2 separate regions of the Homo sapiens genome follow, and region 2 is linked to region 1. The links are chromatin contacts, found by Hi-C or POLR2A ChIA-PET in ENCODE. All regions are on one chromosome and are shown on one strand. The core of a region is the stretch at or near the end of the contact, and the rest is flanking DNA. Distances in the headings are between cores, read along the strand shown.

Evidence for each region. A loop is a pair of places that touch in the nucleus more often than their neighbours do. ChIA-PET counts read pairs that join two places held with the same protein, here RNA polymerase II (POLR2A). Pooled maps may share reads with other maps.
Region 2: a map with no recorded cell type shows a loop between it and region 1 (3-fold over the local background). The contact joins the enhancer-like site here to the promoter of C17orf58 in region 1. A Hi-C loop is called at or near these places in 1 of 37 single-sample maps with no recorded cell type and 1 of 50 pooled maps. POLR2A ChIA-PET finds 5 or more read pairs at or near these places in 2 of 52 experiments (B cell and activated naive CD4-positive, alpha-beta T cell).

Annotation. Positions count from the first base shown.
Region 1 is chr17:67,994,445-67,998,498 of GRCh38, reverse strand. C17orf58 (chromosome 17 open reading frame 58) reads left to right here and starts at 2,030. Exons shown (of 4, transcript NM_001382359.1): 1 at 2,030-2,376. The coding sequence starts at 2,301. RefSeq lists a silencer at 2,711-2,800.
Region 2 is chr17:67,649,119-67,653,172 of GRCh38, reverse strand. The region is part of intron 6 of PITPNC1 (phosphatidylinositol transfer protein cytoplasmic 1); the gene reads right to left. Among named protein-coding and RNA genes, the nearest start is that of NOL11, 67 kb to the left of the region's middle. RefSeq lists enhancers at 1,654-1,733, 2,414-2,573. Within about 2 kb of position 2,217, at least 3 of the 41 ENCODE cell types and tissues checked have a DNase peak (open chromatin) inside an H3K27ac peak, as active enhancers do.

The DNA of each region.
Region 1 (4,054 bases), core at 781-3,280:
TAACACCTGAATGAGGGAAGATTAGCTCATCTCCTTAGCTGCAATTTGATTTAATGCTCAACAGGCAAATTTCTTTTCTTTTTTTTCTTTTTCTTTTTCTTTTTTTTTTTTTTTTTTTGAGACAGAGTCCTGTGCTGTTGCCCAGGCTGGAGTGTAGTGGCGCAGTCTTGGCTCACTGCAACTTCTGCCTCCTGGGTTCAAGCGATTCTCCTCCCTCAGCCTCCCAAGTAGCTGGGATTACAGGTGCCCGCCACCATGACTCGCTAATTTTTGTATTTTTAGTAGATATGGGGTTTTACTATGTTGGCCAGGCTGGTCTCGAACTCCTGACCTCGTGATCTGCCCACCTTGGCCTCCCAGAGTGTTGGGATTACAGGTTGAGCCACCGCACCCAGCCAGCAAATTTATTTTCTTTGATTTAATGCTCAACAGGCAAACTTCTTTCCTCCTCCTCCTCCTCTTCCTCCTCTCCTTCTTTTTTTTTTTTTTTTTTTTTTTTGAGACAGAGTCTCACTCTGTCACCCAGGCTGGAGGGCAGGGCAGTGGCGCCACACTGCAAGCTCCGCCTCCCAGGTTCACGCCAGTCTCCTGCCTCAGCCTCCTGAGTAGCTGGGACTACAGGCGCCCGCCACCACGCCCGGCTAATTTTTTGTATTTTCAGTAGAGACGGGGTTTCACTGTGTCAGCCAGGATGGTCTGGATCTCCTGGCCTCGTGATCGACCCACCTTGTCCTCCCAAAGTGCTGGGATTACAGGCGTGAGCCACCACACCTGGCCCTGCTCTCCTTCTTCTTCTTCTTCGTTCTCCTCCTCCTCCTCTTTTTTTTTTTCTTTTTGAGACAAAAGTCTCACTCTATCACCCAGGCTGGAGTGCAATGGCATAGTCTCAGCTCACTGCAACCTTTGCCTCCCAGGTTCAAGCGATTCTCCTGCCTCAGCCTCCTGAGTAGCTGGGACTACAGGTGTGTGCCACCACACCCTGCTAACTTTTTTGTAATTTTAGTAGAGACAGGGTTGCACTAATTTGGCCAGGCTGGTCTTGAACTCCTGACCTCGTGATCCGCCTGCCTTGGCCTCCCAAAATGCTGGGATTACAGGCGTGAGCCACTGTGCCTGGCTCCTCCTCTTTCTTTTCTTTCTTCTTCTTCTTCTTCTTCTTTTTTTTTTTTTTTTTTTTTTGAGACAGGGCCTCTCTCTGTCACCCAGGCTGGAGTGCAGTGGCACAATCTCGGCTCACTGCAACCTCCACCTCCTAGGCTCAAGTGATCCTCCCACCTCAGCCTCCCAAGTGGCTGGGACCACAGATGCGAGCCACCATGCCTGGCTAATTTTTGTATTTTTTGTAGAGACAGGTTCTCTCCATGTTGCTCAGGCTGGTCTTGAACTCCTGAGCTCAAGAGATCCTCCTGTCTCGGGCTCCCAAAGTACTGGGATTACAGGCATGAACCACCCTGCCTGGCCTCAACAGGCAACATTCTGATTAATAATTAGACCTCTGGGCCCGGCGTGGTGGCTCATGCTGTAATCCCAGCACTTTGGGAGGCCAAGGTGGGTGGATCACTTGAGGTCAGGAGTTTGAGACCAGCCTGGCCAACACGGTGAAATCCCGTCTCTGCTAAAAATACAAAAATTAGCCTCGCATGGTGGCATATGCCTGTAATCCCAGCTACTTGAGAGGCTGAGGCACGAGAATCGCTTTAGTCCGGGAGGCAGAGGTTACAATGAGCTGTGATATATAATGAAACAGTTTTACTAAGGAAGCAGTGACTTGGTTTCTCTAGAAATTGCCTAACACACACATTCCAGGATACATTCTCTGTCATCTGGAATCTCCCTTCCACAAACCCACGCTGTCTTAAGCACTATTTTCCTATTTGTTGTTGACCTAATCTAGAAAAAAGCTCCCGTCACTCGTTCTCCCCCACCCAGTCCCTCAGTCCCGAAACACGCTTATTCTCTGCACTTGTCACCCCACCCTTTGCTGCCCCCACCCCAGCGCGCAAACGCACACAGGTTTAAAGTTTAGGCTGTGATGCTCTCCTCGCCCGCAGATCACAGGACAGACATTCCCGGGGACAACTTTGCAAGGCCATGTGCTCGTCCTCCTTAGGAAGGAAGAGGGAGAAATCCCTGCGGCTCGGTTTTGTTCCAATGGTCTGCTCAGCGAGTGATTCCCGTTTCCCCAAAGGCTGCCCCTCATTAGCATGAACGGGGGTGGGGGTGTGGAGAAGGGGTTGGGGGAGAGAAAGCAAGCAAAAGACCAGGCTCACTTTTAGAGCCTGGGAACCCTGTCTGCAAAAATGACAGCTAGAGCTTTCTGGCTCCTCTGTTTGATCGTCGGATCATCCCCCGAAGCACCGGTGGCGGAGAGAAAAAGTAAGATTGGTGTAGTGCGGGGCCCTGGGAGCGGAGCGGGGATCTGTGGGGGGGAGCTGGGAAGGAGGCTCAGTGAAACGTGGGACGAGGAGGGGGGTCAGAGCTCGCAAGAGAGGACACCCCGGGTCTGCGTTCGTCTTATAAAGGAGCAAAGTGTGTCCCCAAGGTTTCGTGTCTCTTGGCAGCCTTTTCGGAAAGAAGCCAATTTAGCTACTGAAATGATCCCGAGCAAGCCGGGCAGGCTGGGGAAAACTTTGCATGTTAAGTAGTTGCTCCATCACGGAGGAGGGAAAGTGTCAAAAGGGGTCGTGGCGCGCCTTTCGGGAGCCGTGCCCGGGCCGGGCTCGCAGGACGCCGCGGGGTCCGCCCCCCTCGACTGGGTGAGCAGGGGCTGCGGGGGGCGCTGTGGAGGGCTGGGGGGAAGCGGGGCCGAAATCCGGCAGCCCCGGGCACTTTGCTCTCCCCGCAGCCCCAGCGCACAACCTTGGGACACCTGAGCCGGGGTTTAACTAACACGCACACACTCTTATACTTCATGCACGAAATGAAATTAAGTTACTCAGCCCGTGAAGAAATGAGGGGTTCTCTGGGGGATCGTGTTTTTGTTTTGCTTTTATTTGGATGTTCTGTCGGCTTCGCTATCTCTGGGAAAAACAGTTTCCGTACCTCACAGGGCAATTTACTCTGGGTTATTTTTCCACATGGAAATTGAATGACTTCAGTGGCATTTAACCCAAATATCAGACAATCTTTCCCATGACAACAGATGGTTATATCAATGGGGAAGCAGTTGTGAGGTCAACAGTTGACAGTCAGGAATTGGATATCCACCAGAACTTTATTCAGCTGTGCATGGCACAACCGTTTAACAACATAATGAGTCAGAATCAACCTCTTTGCAAAAACATGAACTCTAACCAGCTATTATTGCTGGGTGAAAGCTGATTTTAAAGCAGATTATCGATTTGGCAAGACTGATCAACTTTAAATGAAGTGTTGCCAGAGCTGCAAATGGGCAGATCCATCTCTTTAATGCAAGGGGAGAGAAAAATAAAGGCTAGTTCTTGCCTGTTTGGAGGGCACTGGGACCCAGGCAAGCAAGGAGGTGAAATTGTGTAACTGGTATGGAAAGGTGCCCAGCTCCCAAGCTGGCTGAGGTTTACTCACCAACCTGTCTGCAGAACTAGGGAAAATCATTAATAATTTTAAAAATTTGTTTTCATGCCATACCATTTAGGAGTCTTTCCTCCATCATCTAATGGGGAAAAAAATGTAAGCGACGTGTGCTTTTATACTTAACCAGGGGCCTCTCTGCCTCCCAGCCAAGCTTTTAAAACCTTCCTTAGCTGTGGTTTACCAGTAAGTGGTGTCCAAGAAGCCAGATAAAAATCCACTTACAAATGCTCGATTCTGCAGAGACCGGGATGACAGTGTAAACATGGATGGGAAAACCAAATAGTTCTGTTGTCAGGGGCGCTTAAAGAATTAGGAGAACCTGTAATATGAGACCTTTCCCCCTGGGGTTTGCTCTTGGTACTTTCTCAACAAACTGTAAATAGCAAAGAGGCGGATGTTTATATATGTTTTATATATATATATATATATACACACACACACACACACACACACGCACACGCACACATACACACATATACGTATATATTAAAGGAAGGGCAAA
Region 2 (4,054 bases), core at 968-3,467, 350 kb after region 1:
GTAGCTGGGACTACAGGCGCCCACCACCACTCCTGGCTAATTTTTGTATTTTTAGTAGAGATGGGGTTTCACCATGTTGGCCTGGCTGGTCTTGAACTCCTGACCTCAAGAGATCCGCCTGCGTTGACCTCCCAAAGTGCTGGGACCATAGGCGTGAGCCACTGCACTCAGCTCCAAATTTCTCCTTTTTATAAGGACACCCATCATACTGGATTAGGGTCCCCCTAATGATCTCACTTCAACTTGATTACCTTTGTAAAGACCCTATCCCAAGTAAGTTCACATTCTGGGGGTTAGGACGTCAACCTAGCTTTCTGGGGGGACACAAACCCATAACATGAGTCAGAGAGGTTTTTACAAGGCAAGTCTTCTAGGTTCCGCGGTCACTCTTCCAGCTCACTCATGTGGTCACGGAGCACCGAACCCCAGTAGTGGCATCTGGCTCCGCTGGGGGATGTGGAACTTCTCTGCAAGCGATGCTCTTGCCTCAAGGGCCCTGCCCAGCTCCTCTCGGCCCGGCAGCTGGCTGGTGGGGAACGCGTGGGGCTGCAAGTTCTTCTAGCCAGGGTTTTATAAATTCATCCACAATGAGATCTCTGGCTCCGGATGCTACCGATTCTCTCCAGGCTTGGCAGATGGCAAATTGGACCCTTGTAGTTAAAGCCCATCTGTATCGAGGGGGTTGAGCTGGTGCCAGGGCTGTTTCCCTGGGGCCAGATGGACTTCGGCACATCTTTAGAAGGCGTCCACTCTATAGGATCAGCCACACCTGCAGGCCTCATCCATCTCGCACTGGGACAAGGCAGAGCAAAGGGCTTGTTTGAGCAGCCCGTGTAAAACTGCGTCCTCGTTTTGGATAGAATCAGTCTCCCACCTGGAAGGTGCAAGGAGAAGCCCACAGGAGAGCTTGGTCCAGCTGGGGCTGAGCTTGCATCTTGGAGGCAATCTTATTAGCTGACGTTCACTGAGATATGAAGTCTCCATGATTAATTACACTCTCAATTTGAACCACAAAGGGCAATAGCCAACAGGGGCTTGCCCTGTTAATTGAAATGAGAAGTTTTTGATAAATGCTAAATGAAAAAAGGCTAAGCAGGAACTCCAGCCAGGAATTGCTACATTATGTAACTATAACCCTCAGCCCTAAAATAGGGATGGATGAACAACACATATCACATGTCAGATTTTTTTCTCTCCATCCTGGAACTTCTCCTGAAGACTCCAAGGTGTTGCAGATCTCATTCTCATTCCCCTCCAATGAAAGTAAAGTTTAGCCCTGAATTAATGTAGGATTCCTTGAACTTGAATCTTAAGAGGGATACACATAAAACCAAGGAGCTTTCAAAGCAGCTAGTCCCCAAAGACCACTTATTAAGTGACCCTATTCATATGAAATGCCCAGAAAAGGGAAATCTATGGAGACAGAAAGTAGATCAGTGTGGTTGCTGAGGCTTGGGAGATGGGTGAGGGGAGAGGGTAGGGAGATGATAGCTAAAACATATGAGGTTTCTTTGTGGGGTGATGAAAATGTTTTACATTTGATTGTGGTGAGGTAAACATGTGATTATAGTAAAATCCACTGAACTATACATTCAAAATGGCTGAATTGTATGGTATGTGATCTATATCTCAATAAAGCTGTTTTTTTGGGTTTTTTTTTTAGACGGAGTCTCATTCTGTCACCTGGGCTAGAGAGCAATGGTGCAATCTCGGCTCACTGCAACCACCACGTCCCAAGTTCCAGCAATTCTCCTGTCTCAGCCTCCCAAGTAGCTGGGATTACAAGCACGTGCCAGCACACCCGGCTGATTTTTGTATTTTTAGTAGAGATGGGGTTTCGCCATGTTGGCCAGGCTGGTCTCAAGCTCCTGACCTCAGGTGATCCACCCGCCTTGGCCTCCAAAAGTGCTGGGATTACAGTGGTGAGCTATTGTGCCCAGCCAATAAAGCTGTTTTTTAAAAAAGAGACAAAACTAAGGAGCTTTCAGAATGTGCTGGAGAACTGACCTAAAACTTGACTTAAAAGGTCAACTGCTATGCATCAACTTAAAAAAAAACAAACCAAAACCCTAAATGCAAATCATGCCAGAAGCAGTCAATTCTTGCTTTGTTAGCAGTTAATACCTAAAGTGCTATTTTTAAAGCATTTGCTCTTGGCACTAGAATGCACCGCAAACCCTGAGCGGTTTGTGTTTTTTCTCTGCAAAATGACTCTCTTAAAGGAGTTTGACTCATAAGGTGCATCTGATGTGTAGAAAGGCACTGAAAGGCAGCTGTGGCAAGGGGAATGTTTCTGTTTTGTACCCTTCTCAGTTATAGTTCAGTGCCACAAACACTTGAAACTCATTGCTTTAAGAAGAGGGACGAGGCAAATGAGAAATTTGAGCACATCACACAAAACAATGTAATAGTCCATGGTTTTGGCCAGGCGCCGTGGCTCACACCTGTAATCCCAACACTTTGGGAGGCCAAGGAGGGCGGATCTTTTGAGGTCAGGAGTTGGAGATCAGCCTGACCAACATGGTGAAACCCCGTCTCTACTAAAAATCCAAAAAATTTAGCCAGGCATGGTGGCGCATGCCTGTAGTCCCAGCTACTCAGGAGGCTGAGGCAGGAGAATCGCTTAAACCCGAGAGGCAGAGGTTGCAGTGAGCTGAGATCGCACCACTGCACTCCAGCCTGGGAGACAGAGCAAGGTTCCATCTCAAAAAAAAAAAAAAAAAAAAAAAAAGCCTATGGTTTCTAGCCCCCAGGATGCCTTTTAGGAACTGGGGAGAAGATGAAAGCAAATGAGAACTTGCAAGAGAGGTGGCCAGAGGAAAGTCAAGGAAGGAAGCTGGGAAAAATCACCCTAGGAGCTAACGTTTTCAAGTGCTTGCTCCGTACCAGAGTCTGTGTCAGGCACTTCAGATTCGCTTTCTCATTTCATCCTTGTGATGTAATACAAAATAGATTTGGTTTTTGTCACTGCTTCCTAAGACAATGCTCCAAAAACTCCTGGAATTTCCTGAGTGATGGGGGTGACTTTTGGGATGCATAACAAGCTCCTTCAGATCACATACACAGGTGAGGGGCCCTAGATGGCCTCAAGATGGCTCTGGTCACCAGAAACACCAGGTGATTAGGGGGTTAGAACTTTCAGCCCCATCCACTGACCTCTAGGGAGGGAGGGGGTGCTGGGATTGAGCTCCATAAACGCTTAAACACACTGACCTGCTGGGAGGATGGCACACCCAGAGGGGGCACGGAAGCCCCAAGTCCCCACCCCCCAATACCTCACCTGATGCCTCTCTCCCATTTACCTGCTGCTGAGTCATATCCTTGATAATAAACTGGTAAATCTAAGTAAATGTTTTCCTGAGTTCTGTGAGCCTTTCTAGCAAATTATTGAGCCTGAGGAAGGAGTCGTGGAGACCCCAGATTAAAAAAAAAATTTTTTTTAGTAAAAAAAATAGAGATGGAGTCTCACTCTGTTGGCCAGGCTAGTCTCGAACTCCTGGCCTCAAGTGATCCACCTGCCTTGGCCTCCCAAAGTGCTGGGATTGTAGGAATGAGCCACTGTGCCCGGCCTATAGCCTGTCAGTGAGAAGTGGGGCAGCTTTGTGGGACTGGGATCTGATGCTAACTCCAGATAGACAGTGTCTAATTGAATTGAATTGTTGGACACATAGCTGGTGCTGGAGAATTGAACTGGTTGGAGACACAGAAAACACCCCAGAATTCTCATAAGCAAGCTACTAAAAGTAGCCCACTATTACCTGCATTTTCAATAATGCCCAAGGGGATGCCCCCGTGCTATTCCCAAGCTCACACTCCCATGGTTCCATCTCAGCCCTAGCCATGGGCTCCTTCAAAAACTCCTTTAGAAATTTCCAGATGGGCAGCAGGTGCAATCTCTACGTTCCTCTGCAAGCTTTTGGGGACACTTATTAGTATCACCCAAGTCTTGCAGGATGGCAGCATTGAGGGTGGGCCTGCAAGTTCCCGGCTCAGCAAACAGTCAACTATTTTTTGTGTGTGTGTCAGGGTCTCACTCTGTCACCCAGGCTGGAGT